Regions from separate parts of the Homo sapiens genome. Here region 1 is linked to region 2. A link is an interaction called in ENCODE POLR2A ChIA-PET data of the cell type or tissue named here. Cell type or tissue: GM12878. All regions are shown on one strand. Each heading gives the region's core, and the rest is flanking DNA. Links, peaks and the distances in the headings are about the cores only.

Region 1 (8,208 bases), core at 1,280-6,279, 580 kb before region 2:
GACTTGCTTTATGAATCTGGGTGCTCCTGTATTGGGTGCATATATATTTAGGATAGTTAGCTCTTCTTGTTGAATTGAGCCCTTTACCATTATGTAATGACCTTCTTTGTCTCTTTTGATCTTTGTTGGTTTAAAGTCTTTTTTATCAGAGACTAGGATTGCAACCCCTGCCTTTTTTTGTTTTCCATTTGCTTGGTAGATCTTCCTCCATCCCTTTATTTTGAGCTTATGTGTGTCTCTGCATGTGAGATGGGTCTCCTGAATACAGCACACTGATGGGTCTTGACTCTATCCAATTTGCCCGTCTGTGTCTTTTAATTGGAGCATTTAGCCCATTTACATTTAAGGTTAATATTTTTGTGTGTGAATTTGATCCTGTCATTACGATGTTAGCTGGTTATTTTGCTCGTCAGTTGATGCAGTTTCTTCCTACCATCAATGGTCTTTACAATTTGGCATGTTTTTGCAGTGGCTGGTACTGGTTTTTCCTTTCCATGTTTAGTGCTTCCTTCAGGAGCTCTTTTAGGGCAGGCCTGGTGGTGACAAAATCTCTCAGCATTTGCTTGTCTGTAACGGATTTTATTTGTCCTTCACTTATGAAGCTTAGTTTGGCTGGATATGAAATTCTGGGTTGAAAATTCTTTTCTTTAAGAATGTTGAATGTTGGCCCCCCACTCTCTTCTGGCTTATAGAGTTTCTGCTGAGAGATCCGCTATTAGTCTGGTGGGCTTCCCTTTGTGGAAAACCCGACCTTTCTCTCTGGCTGCCCTTAACAGTTTTTCCTTCATTTCAACTTTGGTGAATCTGACAATTATGTGTCTTGGAGTTGCTCATCTCGAGGAGTAACTTCATAGTGTTCTCTGTATTTCTTGAATTTGAATGTTGGCCTGTCTTGCTAGGTTGGGGAAGTTCTCCTGGATAATATCCTGTAGAGTGTTTTCCAACTTGGTTCCATTCTCCCCATCACTTTCAGGTACACCAATCAGACGTAGATTTGGTCTTTTCACATAGTCCCATATTTCTTGGAGGCTTTGTTCATTTCTTTTTACTCTTTTTTCTCTAAACTTCTCTTCTTGCTTCATTTCATTCATTTCATCTTCCATCACTGACACTCTTTCTTCCAGTTGATCTAATCGGCTACTGAAGCTTGTGCATTCGTCATGTAGTTCTCGTACCACGGTTTTCAGCTCCAACAGGTCATTTAAGGACTTCTCTACACTGGTTATTCTAGTTAGCCATTTGTCTAATCTTTTTTCAAGGTTTTTAGCTTCTTTGAGATGGGTTCAAACTTCTTCCTTTAGCTCGGAGAAGTTTGATCATCTGAAGACTTTTTCTCTCAACTGATCAAAGTCATTCTCCATCCAGCTTTGTTCTGTTGCTGGTAAGGAGCTGCATACCTTTGGAGGGGGAGAGGCGCTCTGATTTCTAGAATTTTCAGCTTTTCTGCTCTGTTTTTTCCCCATCTTTGTGGTTTTATCTACCTTTGGTCTTTGATGATGGTGACCTTTGATGATGGTGGGGTTTTGGTGTGGATGTCCTTTCTGTTTGTTAGTTTTCCTTCTAACAGTCAGGACCCTCAGCTGCAGGTCTGTTGGAGTTTGCTGGAGGTCCACTCTAGACCCTGTTTGCCTGGGTATCAGCAGCGGAGGGTGCAGAACAGCGAATATTGCTGAACAGCAAATGATGCTGCCTGATCGTTCCTCTGGAAGTTTTGTCTCAGAGGGGTACCCAGCTGTGTGAGGTGTCAGTCTGTCCCTACTGGAGGGTGCCTCCCAGTTAGGCTACTCGGGGGTCAGGGACCCACTTGAGGAGGCAGTCTGTCCATTCTCAGATCTCAAACTCCACGCTGGGAGAACCACTACTCTCTTCAAGGCTGCCAGACAGGGACATTTAAGTCTGCAGAGGTTTCTGCTGCCTTTTGTTCAGCTATGCCCTACCCCCAGAGGTGGAGTCTACAGAGGCAGGCAGGCCTCCTTGAGCTGTGGTGGGCTCCACCCAGTTCGAGCTTCCCGGCCGCTTTGTTTACCTACTCAAGCCTCAGCAATGGCGGGTACCCCTACCCCAGCCTCGCTGCTGCCTTGCAGTTCGATCTCAGACTGCTGTGTTAGCAATGAGTAAGGCTCCGTGGGCGTGGGACCCTCCGAGCCAAGCTCGGCATATAATCTCCTGGTGTGGCATTTGCTAAGACCATTGGAAAAGTGCAGTATTAGGCTGGGAGTGACCCGATTTTCCAGGTGCCGTCCGTCACCACTTCCCTTGGCTAGGAAAGGGAATTCCCTGACCCCTTGCCCTTCTCGGGTGAGGCGATGCCTCACCCTGCTTCGGCTCTCGCTCAGTGGGCTACACCCATTGTCCTGCCCCCACTGTCCGACAAACCCCAGTGAGATGAACCCAGTACCTCAGTTGGAAATGCAGAAATCACCTGTCTTCTGTGTCGCTCACGCTGGGAGCTGTAGACTGGAGCTGTTCCTATTCTGCCACCTTGCCTCATAATCCTTGCCTGTGACTCTTGACACACTGTCCCCCAACTTCCTTGGCTGCCTTTCCCCATTCTCTCTGCCCATCTAAACATCTTTCTTCCTCAAAGGACCAGGCCAAATGCCATTTCCCCAAGAAGCTTTCCTGACTCTTCTAAATCTCCATCTGCTCTTTCCCTTCTCTGAGATCCTATGTCTGTGCCACTCATTTGGCATCATTCCAATCCCTCCCCACCCCCCCAAATTTATTGAGTGCCTACTATGTGCCTGGAAGGGTTCAAACATTGGGGAAGCAAAATGGCTTGACTAGGAGAGATAAGGACAACATGGACCGATCCTAAGAAAAAGAAACAGTAGCAGAAAAAGAGCAGGGCAGCTAGCTGAATTTAAGTCTGCAGTGTGGCGAAAATGCCAACAAAATATTGCGAGACATGAGTGGCAATATGACATACCATGGCCAGAAATTATCTTTTTGGATTCTTTCTACATGAACCCAGATCCTTATTGGAATATTACGTCCAATTTCAAACTAAATGTGGAGAGGATCCGGCAGAAAGTAACAAACAATAACAAAAAGGATGCTAAACCAGGCAGCTCAGAGAACAGAGGAATGGGGAGCCAAGATGTTTTAGATGGGCCAAATGATTTTGAGGCCTTTGGTAATGATCCTCTGTGGCTTTGAGGTGTTTCTGTTTCTTTGTTTTGAGCTAGTCATGGCCATAAATGCCTTCTACATCTGTAGGCGACCAAACTGGAGAAAATAATCTACATGTAAGCAGGATAAATTTTGATTGTGTTTAAGGAAGCATTTTTTTTGTGTTGAAGCTGGAAAAGGTGACTTTCAAAGAAGGTTGCAAATTTTTATTGCCTGATGCTTTAAGAAGAGAAGAGACAAATCCTGTTTGGGGAAAACAGAGATTTCTCTGCCTGAGAGTAAGGGACTATGGTGGAATCCCAGGCAGTCCACGATTCTAGGACCTGAGGCGTTAAATGTCACTGCCACTGGCTGCCACTCCCCTGCCCTGCCACACTGTCCACCAGAACCACTAACGAAGTTACAAAAGTCACCCTTTTCAGTTTCTATTTCATTTTCCCTGTCCCCTGAGAAACAGGAACCAAGGACTAGGCAGTAGGAGAAGCCAGACATGATCTATGCTTTCAAAGTGGGTCACCATGGCGTGAATGAATTAGAGCTGAAGGGTCATGGAAACAGCCTGTTCCTCCTCCCTCTCTCCTCCCCAGCTCTGTCCCCCACTTCTTCCTTTTTTTGTATTATTCTGAAAAGTGAATCAAACAGTTGCCATTTTTTTTATATTACGTTGGTCCACAACGTCAAAGGTCATGGTTTCCAGATTTCGGAAAAGGAATTTGATTCTGTTCCTAAAATTAAAGAGAAATTGCAAGGCTTGGATGGAAAGGGGAAGTTCCCCTTCAATAACTCTTTCTAGAAGGGTCAACATTTAAAACTTAACGTGTGGCCGGGTGCAGTGGCTCACGCCTGTAATCCCAGCACTTTGGGAGGCCAAGGAGGGTGGATCACTTGAGGTCAGGAGTTTGAGACCAGCCTGGCCAACATGGCAAAACCCCATCTCTACTAAAAATTTAAAAATTAGCTGGGCATGGTGGTGGGTGCCTGTAATCCCAGCTACTCCGGAGGCTGAAGCATGAGAATCGCTTGAACCTGGGAGATGGAAGTTGCAGTGAGCTGAGATTGAACAATTGCACTCCAGCCTGGGCAACAGAGTGAGACTCTGACTCAAAAAAAAACAAACAAACAAACAAACAAAAAAAGTTAACCTTATGTAGATATTTACCTATTATTTGAATACGAGAAGGAATTTGACCACTTGAGGGCCTGATTTATACAAGTACCACATGATGAAGAACAGGATTTTATGGAGTGAAGATCCTTAACAGCACTCTCAGATTGAATCTCTCCTGAGCCTTGAACTGATTTCTCCAGTGGCCACTGGGGTTGCGTGACTCCTCCAATGGCCCCAGACACAACTAAGAAATGTGCCTAAACTGGCTGCCATTTGAAACCTTTTGGTGTCCTTTGTTTAGATGCCCCACCCTAAACTTCAGGAGTTCTCTCCAGAGAGTAATTTTAGGAATGAATGCCAGAGACCAAGGGATGAGGGACTGTTGCCTCATCAGAGGGGGAAGGAGCTTGCTGGAAAAACAAGAGGAACAAAATGTCCCCTGACTAGATTTTTCTTTACCTTTTGTCTCAAGGACTCTTCTAGAAATAGAAATAAGAGTAGATTCATGTACATTTGCCCAGGTTGACCCCAGTGGAGGAATTGTGGGGCAGAAAGAATGATAACATGAAAGAAAGATAATTTCAGTAAGGCCCCCCAAACTTTTGGTTTAGGGAGCAGTCACTTTTTGTTTCCTAGAAGCTGTATTTTCACCTACTGAGATTCTAGCAGGCAGTGAAGTCCCCTTAGGATGGGACCGTGTGCAAGAGCATTGCTGTTTCATTGTAAACCCTGGAAGCGGAACTTAGGACTCAGCTGGCCAGCTGAGCTTCTCTTCCTGTGGGAAATCCCAGCGAAACCAGGAGAAAGGGAGCAACAGAGGTCATCTGCCAGGAAATGTACCAAAGAAGATTTGAAAATTACTGGTGGATCTCCAGAGCAAAGGCTGGAAAGCCCTGACCTACAGGAGCGGGCTACTGCATTGTTGGGAGGAGCAGGATTCACATCCACATGGACTTCCCTCGGGTCTCTTTCTGCTCTGCAGAGAGGGGTGGAAGCTGCTCCTAGGGTTTTTTTTTTGTTTTTTGTTTTTTGTTTTAAGATGGAGTCTCGGTCTGTCGTCCAGGCTACAGTGTAGTGGCACGATCTTGGCTCACTGCAACCTCTGCCTCCCAGGTTCAAGCGATTCTCCTGCCTCAGCCTCCCGAGTAGCTGGGATTACAGGCATGCACCACCATGCCCGGCTAATTTTGTATTCTTAGTAGAGAGGAGGTTTCACCATGTTGGCCAGGCTGGTCTTGAACTCCTGACCTCATGATCCGCCTGCCTCGGCCTTCCAAAGTGCTGGGATTACAGGTGTGAGCCACCGCACCTGGCCACTCCTAGGTTTTAAAACACCGGTTTGTATCCACTTATCTCTTTTGCTCCTCTCCATATAGTCTCCCATCTCTACCTCTTGCTATATTTGATTCCTGCCTGCTTGTTAGAATTACGGTGCATATCTTAGATTTTTCTTTAAATACCACTTTTAGACTGTCATCAACAAGAGGCTTAAGGCTCTTTGGGAGTGGGATATAGAATATTTATTTATTTATTTAGAGACAGGTTCTCACTCTATCACCCAGGCTACTGTGCAGTTGTGTGACCCTAGCTTATTGTAACCTTGAACTCTCAGGCTCAAGCAATCCTCCTGCCCCAGCTTCCTCAGTAGCTAGGACTACAGGTGTGCACCACCACACCTGGATAATTTTATTTATTTATTTATTTTGTAGAGACAGGGTCTCACTTTATTGCACAGGCTGGTCTTGAACTCCTGGGCTCAAGTGATCCTCCCACCTCTGCCTCCCAACGTACTGGGTTTATAGGCGTGAGCTGCGCCCAGCAAATATTTTAAAAATTAGACTCAGGAGGTTCAAATCTTTCATAGGTGTTTAGTCTATCATGTCATTTCAATTTTTTTCTAAGTGACAGTAGAAGGAATGGAAGAAGTCCTGGCTGGGAGTTCAGAGGGCATGGGCTCCAGGCCCACTTCTCTCCATGTGTGAAACTGAGTTATATAAACTCTGAGTAACTGTCTTCACTGGCCTCAGCTTCCTCCCTAGAAAGTTATTGTCAGCTGGGCACGGTGCCTAATGCCTATAATCCCAGCACTTTGGGAGGCTGAGACAGGTGGATCACTTGAGGTCAGGAGTTCAAGACCAGCCTGGCCAACATGGTGAAACTGCCTCTCTACTAAAAATACAAAAATTAGCTGGGCGTGGTGGCGATCGCCTGTAATCCCAGCTACTTGGGAGGCTGAGGCAGGATAATTGCTTGAACCTGGGAAATAGAGGTTGCAGTGAGCTGGGATTGCACCACTGCCCTCAGGCCTGAGTGACAGAGCCAGACTCCGTCTCAAAAAAAAAAAAAAAAAGAAACTTATTGTCAACTGAAAATTCACAAGGTTTATAAATCTGGAAAAGAGAGCTTTATTTTTATAAAGGGTTGCAGACGGCAGGATGGCCATTCTCAGTCTGGGAAGTGTAGCCTTCCAGCCAGAAGCCAAAAAGAGGCACCTCCAGGGAAAGGCAAAGGGAACAGGAATGTATGCTGAGCAGAGCAGCCAAGTACACATATTTATTTATTTATTTATTGAGACAAGGTCTCACTCTGTCACCCAGGCTGGAGTGCAGTGGCACAATCTCAGCTCACTTCAACCTCCACCTCCCAAGTTCAAGCGATTCTCGTGCCTCAGCCTCCCAAGTAGGTAGGATTACAAAAATACATGTATTTAATAAACTATAGGAGGAGTCATGAATATTTATGAAAGGAGAAACATGTGCATGTGCAACTGAGCGTCATGCCCCTTCAAGAGTCCCTTTTACAAAAAATGGCAGCATTAGCATGATCTGAGGGTGGAGTTCTCGGCCCTCTGATGTTAAAAGGTGAAGCAGAGGACACAAAAACCCTCACTGCAGGTCCTCTGTAGGCTGGCCAGAACCAATCTGTGATTGGTGGTCTCTTATCAGGGCAGAATGATGGTCAGTTGTGTCAAAACTGCAAAAGGAAGGGACAGCAGTCACGTGGTTGGTTGAAATCAGCGGTGAAGTCTGAGCCTGTTTTCCTTGATGAGCTGATCTTCTGGATGCCGTCTCTGAACACCCTGACTGAGCTGATACCATTAACTCTCTCATAGTTGCCAACCATGTACCTTGAACATTCTCTGCTTCCATACTCCTCACGGCCTCGTGCCATTATACTGTACAGTGTCTTCTCTCCTTGTGTGATTTTTGCCCTACCTCTGTAGGTGCAAGAAGCGCCAAGCATGTGCTTGGCTGGCACATTTTGTTTATTTATTTATTTATTTTTATTATTTTTCAGTCAGAGTTTTGCTCTTGTTGCCCAAGCTGGAGGAGTGCAATGGTGCAATCTTGGCTCACTGCAACCTCCGCCTCCCAGGGTCAAGCAATTCTCCTGCCTCAGCCTCCCAAGTGGCTGGGATTACAGTCACCCGCCACCATGCCCAGCTAATTTTTGTATTTTTAGTAAAGAAGGGATTTCACCCTGTTGGCCAGGCTGGTCTTGAACTCCTGACCTCAAGTGATCCGCCCGCCTTGGCCTCCCAAAGTGCTGGGATTACAGGCGTGAACCACCGCGCCAGACTGGCTGGCACATTTTAGATACTGTATTAGTCAAGTTTCTTCTGAGAAACAGAACCAATAGGATGGACACACACACACATGCAGAGAAAGAGAGTTTACTTTAAGGGATTGGCTTATACAATTGTGGAGGCTGGCAGGTTCGACAGGGTAGGCCAGCAGGCTAAAGACCCAGGAAAGAGTTGCAGCTCGAGTCTAAAGGCAGTCTGGCAGAATTCTCTCTTCCTTGGGGGAGGCGAGTCTTTTTTCTATTAAGGCTTTCAACTGATTGGAATGAGGCTCATCCACATTAGGGAGAGTAATCTGCTTTACTCAAAGGCTACTGATTTAGATGTGAATCTCATCTTAAAAAATACCTGCACAGAAACATCTAGAACAATGTTTGACCAAATA
Region 2 (8,208 bases), core at 1,425-6,424:
CTCCTGGCCTCAAGCAGTCCTCCTGTCTCAGCCTCCCAAAAGGCTGGGAGTATAGGCATGAGCCACCATACCTGGCCAACATACATTCCTCACATTCATTTGGATACACTTTCTGACTGGACACTTCATGAGTCAATGACAGATTCCACATGAGGCCCCCTTCAGTTTCTGGTAGGAAAAGCCAATGTGTTTGGAGACAGAGGAAGAAAAGTTTCCATCAGGACATGAACAGGGAGATGGGAGATAAGTAGTCACTACCTGTGCACCAAGGAAAGATAAAAGAGAAAAGTAAATGATACAAGCTCTCTAGACATCAGGGTCAGCTTAGGGTAAGATCAGCTCGTAGACAGAATAGGTCTTTAGTCCAGTTCAATTCCACCCTCGTCTCCTTGGATCTCATTTTCTTCCATTTCTCCTTCAAATCCTTATTAAAATCTATGAAAGCACACCTCATTTCTTTGCCTGACTTTGTGTTTCTTGGGGCTCTATTAGCACAAGCGCTCATCCTCTGACTCTGAGTTCTTGAACCCCAGTTCTGGCTTTACTTTCAAGCACCAACTAGGGGATCCTGGACACCACATAATGCCCTTTAGGCCTCAGAAGATTCCCTCACATTAAGCTGGCTGTGTGGTGGCCTAACTCCCAGCTGCCACCTGCCGTCTTGCCCTGTGGATGTTCATCTACCAGGGAAGAGCTTTGGTGCAGACCCGGGCAATCAGTACAGTTTCATGAATGACATGGGCTCCTTTCCCGGGTGGACTGCATTCCTATCATTCCTGAGAGCATGCTCTGCTCTGATCCGTAACTTATCTGACCTCAGGAAGGCTTGAGAACATGTAAAGAAAGCAAATGAGCTGGGTATGGTGGCACATGCCTGTACTCCCAGCTACTTGGGAGGCTGAGATGGGGAGGATCACTTGAGGCCAGTAGTTCAAGGCTGCAGTGAGCCGTGATTGTGCCACTGCACTCCAGCCTGGGTGAAAGAGTGAGACATTGTCTCTAAAGAAAGTAGACTGTGGCTAAGGTCAGGCCCAGGCCATTCTTTCTGGGCCTACTGCTCTGTCAAGGATTTCTGGGGTTTACCATGCTTTAACCTCTGGGGCCTCTTCAGACTTCATGAATAGCATTTAGGTAAGCCAAGGTTGTAGATGGCCCCCAGGTCACATGACTCCCCCACCCCCATCCCAAGTGGCTTACTGAGTCTCAGATTTGTCTGATGCATTCATTAAGAAAATCCCAGCTGGGTGCGGTGGCTCACACCTGTAATCCCAGCACTTTGGGAGGCCAAGGCGGGCGGATCACAAGGTCAGGAGATCGAGACCATCCTGGCTAACATGGTGAAACCCCGTCTCTACTAAAAATACAAAAAATTAGCTGGGCGTGGTGGCAGGCACCTATAGTCCCAGCTATTCGGGAGGCTGAGGCAGGAGAATGGCGTGAACCTGGGAGGCGGAGCTTGAGTGAGCAGAGATCGCGTCACTGCACTCCAGCCTGGGTGACAGAGCGACACTCCGTCTCAGAAAAACAAAAACAAGAAAACCCCACGCAGAGTAAAGTGCTTCTGCAGAGCCTATGAGAAATCCTTCCTTTTGTCTTTACTTGGTCCATACACTATTCCAGGTGGCTCCAGGGATTCCTGGCCTGGTTAATATAAAGGAAACTTCTGGTAGCCTGACAGAAACTCTAGTCTAGGTTCCAGGTTTTCATCAGTTGAGAATTAATGGTTAACTCCCAATATCCTGAAGAAGTATCAGGGCTGTTTAATGCCCCAACATTGCCAAATAACAAGCTTTCTGTTGAACACCTAAAGCCTGCAGAGTTTCACTAATCCCATTGAGATCCTGACTTTTGGGACCAGACTGGACATCCCAGAGTTGCCAAAGACACCACACCCAGCATGAAATACTATGGCTTCAGGGCAGGCTCTAGATCAGTCTTCTGACACTTTAATGTGCTTGTGAGTCATCTGGGGATTTTGTAAAAAATGTAAATTCTGATTCAGCAGATCTGGGTGGGGCCTAAGATTCTGCATTTCTAACAGGTTCCCAGGTGGTGCTGATACTGCTGGCCTGAGGATCACACTTTGAGTGGCAATACTGTGAAGGCAGCAGTGTGGATGGAAAACACTCCAGAGTTCAGATTCCCTTCAATGAATATAGTTTTCCTGCAGCTGGAACGGAAAGTAGCTTTGAGACAAATGGTAATAGTCTTTATCCACTTGGCCTTTGACATCCCCTTGTAAGCAAGCAGAGACAAGGGAAGTGATTAGTGCTCAAGAGGAACCCACACACGTAGGTATTTCTGCCCAGCGGCACATATAACACCTCAAATGCTCACCTCATATCACCCCATCCCTCACCCACCCAGTGATGCTGACTGTTTTAGCCTTTAGGCCCTAGATAGGGCAGAAGAGAGGGTGTGAAATTGCTCAGTGACTGAACAAGGGTTAGTTCTGGAGAGCTGGGATTCTTAGAGAAGGTAACAGGGTTCTTTTCTCTTCAGTCTCTACTGGCTGTCCAGGTAGTAGTTGGCAGCTCACTGGGAAGGGCACTGTGATAGTCAGAAATAAATAGGCCAGGCGAGGTGGCTCATGACTATACTCCCAGCACTTTGGGAGGCTAAGATGGGAGAATTGCTTGGGACCAGGAGTTCGAGACCAGCCTAGGCAACATAGTGAGACCCCCCCCCTCATCTCTACAAATAATTAAAAAACTAACTGGGTGTGGTGGTGAGAGCCTGTAGTCCCAGCTACTCAGGAGGCTGAGGTGAGAGGACAGCTTGAGCCCTGGAGGTGGAGGTTGCAGTGAGCCAAGATCACGCCACTGCACTCCAGCCTGGCCAATAGAGTGAGACCCTGACTCAAAAAAAAAAAAAAAAAAAAGGGAAAGAAAGAAAAAGTAAAAATAAAAATATAAAATAAATAAAAACTTATTCCTGCTCTCCAGAGTCTTCTTATCAAGTGAGGAAGACACACGTGGGCAAATAACAATGGAATGATGTGCTAACTCTCTAACAGGCTTATGACAAATATCTATATTGAATGTACCTAGCAAGATGGTGGAGAATGAGGTTTGGGAAGGGTTCTGGAAACTCTTCTCAGAAGAGTAGGCCAGGAGCTAGGACTTTTCCAGGTGTAGAAGGAGGCATGGAAGGGTTTTCTACCCAGCATTTTCCTCAGGAAAGGGCCAGGAAGAGAGAGTAGCTCCAAATAGAAGCCCCTGGACCAAGATTCCTCAGAACATATGACATACGGAAGGTGACTGAAAGAGGAGCAAAGGCGCTTGCTGAATATTAGATACATGATTGGGCAGATGGAGCGTCTACTGTGGTATGAAGTTTTTCTCTTTTTTAATGTTTCTTTGAGTGATTTTATAAGTATTTCTAGTAAAGTTAAAAGTAGATAAAGAGATGATTGCTGTAATGAAAGGGGTGTTTATGAGCTTCTCAAAGATCTTTGCACCAGAAAGAGATCAAAGTCAGACCACAGTGCTGCAGGGGTGGGTCTGTTGCCTACCGCCAGCTGCAAAGGGGCATAATTGCCATCTAGTGGCACAAACCCACAAGTGTGAGCTCCATTCTTGGCGTCTGTAGTCTCTTCAGGTAAGAAATTGTTATGGCCTATACAACCTCCTCTGTCCTCTTCCAGTTCCTAGGCCCTTAGTTTGGTTACTGGAGAAGATTGGTCCAACTAGGAAAATGTCAAATGGACAGTATTATGCAAGAGATTAATTCATATTAAAATGTAAAGAGTCACTCAAATGAATGTGAATGACTGATGTTGCCTTGATGTCTAATTTGAGAGAGGAGAGGTGTTGGTGGAAGGACCAGGAGAACAGGAAGAGCAGGAATAGGGTGGGGATGGGCTGTCCCTAAGAGAAGGAACAAATACAGGAAGAGGCCCTGCAGGAGCAGCTGCCTTTGATTTTACTTGTTTACCTTCTCCTGGGAAGAAGCAAATAGAAGTTGCTCGTGACATTATTTTCAGAGCTATTTTCAGATAGTGTGGCTAGAAAGGGCCGCGGTGCTATTTTGCTAGCAAGAGTGTTTAGCACGGCTAATTTTATCACAGAGTGGCTTTGTTCCTAGATGCACCAGCATGTTGAATTAAACATTTTGAAGAAAGGAATCCCCTATCAGTGCTTCCTTGATGATGTGTGGTAGCTCCTTTGGCACCATGAGGGCCAGAGCATGGTCTTCTGCCAGTGCCTGACAGGGGATCATTGGTTAGAGTCTGTTTCAGTTTTCATACTGGGCTCCAATTCTCCAGGGCCCCTTATTATTTGCCTAATTCTTACATTACATAGAGAGAGCCCCAGGGCTCCTTATAGACTGTGAAAAGGTGTTTTCAGATAAGGAGGGTGACATGTAGCAAAGCAGAGCCATTATAGAGCAGGTGAGAGCCGGAATCCAAAGGAGGCCACAATCAATAAAACACAGGTAAAATGGGATTTCTGCAATCAAGGATTTTACAATCAGACCTACACCATTCTCATTTTGGCTTCTGATGAGCTGTGTGACAATTTAATTTTAATTTTTAGTTTAGAGGAGACAGGCTCTGGCTTTGTCACTTAGGCTGGAGTGCACGGCTCAGAGAAGCCTCAAACTCCTGGGCTCAAGTGATCCTCCTGCCTCAGCTCTTGAGCAGTTGGGACCACATGCGTGCACCACCACACCTGTCTATTTAAAAAAAAAAATTTTTTTTTTGTAGAGACAGAGTTTCACTATGTTGCCCAGGCTAGTCTTGAATTGCTGGTCTCAAGTGATCCTCCTGCTTCAGCTTCCCAAAGCACTGGGATTACAGGTGTGAGCCACAATGCCTAGCTCTGTGTGACAATTTAGGCAAGTTAGCTGATCTCTGGGGTCAGTTTCTTTGTCAGTAAAATGGAAATAAAAAGGTGCTGTGGTTTTTTTTCCAATGCCTACCTCCAAATCTCCCTTCTGAGTACCCCACTTCCTTCACTGTGCCTCCCCACTTCCTGTTGGCACAGTACCATCCTCCAGTGTTGCTCAGAGATCCCCCTCTTCTAGAAGGAGGAGTTCTCGTGGGGGATGGAACAAAACCACAATGAAGGTATATGAAGGCTGAAGCTTCTGAGCTGCTAAGAGATGTTCAGTGTTTGGGCTACCAGGTGGAGGACCCCTCCTTTCAGAATCTCCTGGCTTCTCTTTGGAATCCCTTCCTCCCTCTCATGCAAGGGACTGTATAGGGACCCCTTACCAAAAGTCTAGGTGTGGGTGGCTCAGGCTGACACTGCTCTGAGTCTAAATGAGGGATGGCTTTTCCCTAGGCACTAATTATTTGGTTCCCTTTTCCAAAGGGGCTCTTTTCACCATCTGAGTGTTAAAACCTCAAAAGGTCCAGATTAAGAAGCTAGACCCGAAGAAAAGAGTTTTAGAAAAACCGCCAGCTGCTCTTAGCCCTATTCTGGGATTTCTCATATTCGGATTATATACAATCCTCTTTTTAAAAAAATTGTGGTAAAATACACATGTCATAAAATTTAGCATTTTAAGCTTTTTTTTTTTTTTTTTTGAAACAAGGTCTCGCTCTGTCACACAGGTTGGAGTGCAGTGATACAATCATAGCTCATTGCTGCCTCCACCTCCTGGGCTCAGGTGATCCTCCTGCCTCAGCCTCCTGAGTAGCTGGGACCACAGTCAGCTAATTTTTTATTTTTGTAGAGACAGGGTTTCCCTATGTTGCCCAGGATGGTCTCAAATTCCTGGGCCCAAGGATCTTATCAACTTTACCTCTCAAAGTGCTGGGCTTACAGGCATGAGCCATTGCACCTGGCCCTTTTGAAGCATTTTTAAGTGTAAAGTTCAGTGGTAATAAGTAGATTTACATTGTTGTACAGTCATCACCACTATCCATTTCCAGAACTTTTTCCATCATCCCATATTGAGATTCCATACCCATTAAACACTAACTCTCCATTCCACTCTCCCCCGACTCCCTGGTAACTGCTATTCTACTTTCCATCTCTCTGAATTCTAGGTAACTTAAATAAATGGAATCATATTTGTCCTTTTGTGTCTTATACAGGCCTCTTTTAAAGGAAAAAAATTGTATGTTATAGACATGCTGTACTGAGTATTCTGATGTTACATACACGTACACATACGTGTAAAAGTAGATATAAAATGCTAAGCTTATAGCTCCACTTAAGCTTAGGCAATTATAAAATAAAATTACCAAACTAAACCTAAAAATCCACAAAATCTTGTATTATTAAGTTTAGTGTGAGAGATAATGTTTTGCTAAAACAAAACTTCCAAAGGCATCTAATAATAGAAATAGTTTTGGGTCTGGTTTCTACATTTAATTTGTGTTTGCATTTTGGCTCCAATTATTTTAATGCAGAGACTAACTGCACACATATGTTGTAGAAAATGTTACTAGTAACATCAAAGCTTTGTTTGATACTGCAGGATAATCAGGCCACATACTTAGCCATAATATTGCCAGTAAGCAATTCTTGGAGGCCAATTTTAATGAGGCATTACTAGATAATAATGTAAAATTATCTCTTCTTGGAGATAAAAGTAATATTGTGGTATTGTTGAAATATGAATTAAAGGGGCATCTACTCTAATTCTTGTTAGAATTGGGAAGAGAGAAACCCTTTATTGTGATTACCTACTATACTTGCTGCTAATGAACTGTTGCAAGTTGATATATACAAAGATAAGCTTTAAGTAATGGAATCTAAATACGAAATTGCCAGCAATGTCCAGGTTCTCTTGAGTTCAGTGTACTTATAAAACTATCTTGATTGCTATGAAACAAGCCACCCCAAAGCTGAATGGCTTAAAAGAACATGTGTCTCTCAAGTCTATGATTTAGGCAGAGCTTGCTAAGGATAGCTTATCTCTACTCCACTAGACCTTACCTGGGGTGGCTCAAATACTAGAAGCTGAAATCACCTCATGCAGAGGTCAATAAACATTTTCTGTAAAGGACCATATAGTAAATGATTTTCAGCTTTGTGGGCCATGCAGTCTCCGTTGTTAATACATTCTGCCATTGTAGTGCAAGAGCAGCCATAGACAAGTAAATGGACATAGCTGTAGTCCAATAAAACTTTACTTATAAAAACAGGCAGCAGGCTAGATTTGGCCCTCAGTTCAAAATCTGCCAACCCCTGATCTAAAAGCTTGCTCTCTCACATGCTTGGCAGTTGACACTGGCTGTTGTCTGGGACCTTACCTGGGTCTTCCAGCCAGAACACTTCTCTATTAGAGAGAGCCAGGCAGAAGCCCTATATTTTATTTTATTTTATTTTATTTTATTTTATTTTATTTTATTTTATTTTATTATTTTATTTTATTTTATTTTATTTTATTTTATTTTATTTTATTTTATTTTATTTTTGGCAGAGTCTCAGTCTGTCACCAGGCTGGAGTGCAGTGGCGCGATCTTGGCTCACTGCAACCTCCACCTCCTGGGTTCAAGCAATTCTCTTGCCTCAGCCTCCTGAGTAGCTGGGACTACAGGTGTGCGCCACCATGCCTGGCTAATCTTTTTATAGTTTTAGCAGAGACAGGGTTTCACCATGTTGGCCAGGTGGTCTTGATCTCTTGACCTTGTGATCCGCCCACCTTGGCCTCCCAAAGTGCTGGGATTACAGGCGTAAGCCATAGCACCCGGCTGTCCTATCTTTTTAAAAACCAAGCCTGAAGAGTCATGAGGCATCACTTCTACCATGTGATTTGTTGAGGCAATCACAAAGCCCCATCCAGGTTGAAGGGTAAGAAATATAGATGTCATCTCTTGATGGGATAGTGACAAGATTCTGGAAGAGCATATAGGACCAGGAATACTGCTGTGCTCATTTTTGAAAAAGACAGTCTTTCACATTTACCACTTGCCATGTGATGAATCAATTCTCCCACCACTTTCTTACATTCAAAATCATTTCAAAATTGTCACTTATACAGCAGGGTTTGACGTCATTTGAGTTTCATTTGTTGGGAAAACATTCTCAAACACAATCTCAGGCACTGAAATTTCATGGAGTTTGTTCTAAGGCAGTCATACAGATGATTCAGAACAAGCCAAGACGTATTTTTCTGTTATCATTAAAATAAAATCCAAATTTCCCAAATTTCTCAGAAAAATCTTGTACATCCCGGAAAATACTTTCCTCATTTGAGAAACATGAATCTAAGTCTTAGGACAAGGGGGCAAACAATATCCTCCCAGCT

Evidence for each region. ChIA-PET counts read pairs that join two places held together with the same protein. Peaks named below come from ENCODE experiments on the same cell type or tissue, not always from the same donor. Only the 100,000 strongest peaks of a DNase experiment are listed, where the experiment ranks them.
Region 1: POLR2A ChIA-PET joins it to region 2 with 5 read pairs; 2 of 35 experiments call an interaction of 5 or more read pairs at or near these places.

The regions. Positions count from the first base shown.
Region 1 is chr3:119,566,829-119,575,036 of GRCh38, forward strand. No RefSeq gene overlaps it. Among named protein-coding and RNA genes, the nearest start is that of ADPRH, 8.6 kb to the right of the region's middle. RefSeq lists an enhancer at 1,574-2,075. In GM12878, for the core only: no CTCF peak of the experiment used is centred there; no DNase peak of the experiment used is centred there; H3K27ac peaks cover 1,079 bases.
Region 2 is chr3:120,143,747-120,151,954 of GRCh38, forward strand. LOC105374065 (a long non-coding RNA gene) reads left to right here and starts at 1,918. Exons shown (of 3, transcript XR_924392.3): 1 at 1,918-2,200. RefSeq lists an enhancer at 1,335-2,534. In GM12878, for the core only: a CTCF peak has its summit at 3,549 (motif pointing left); a DNase peak (open chromatin) is centred at 3,550.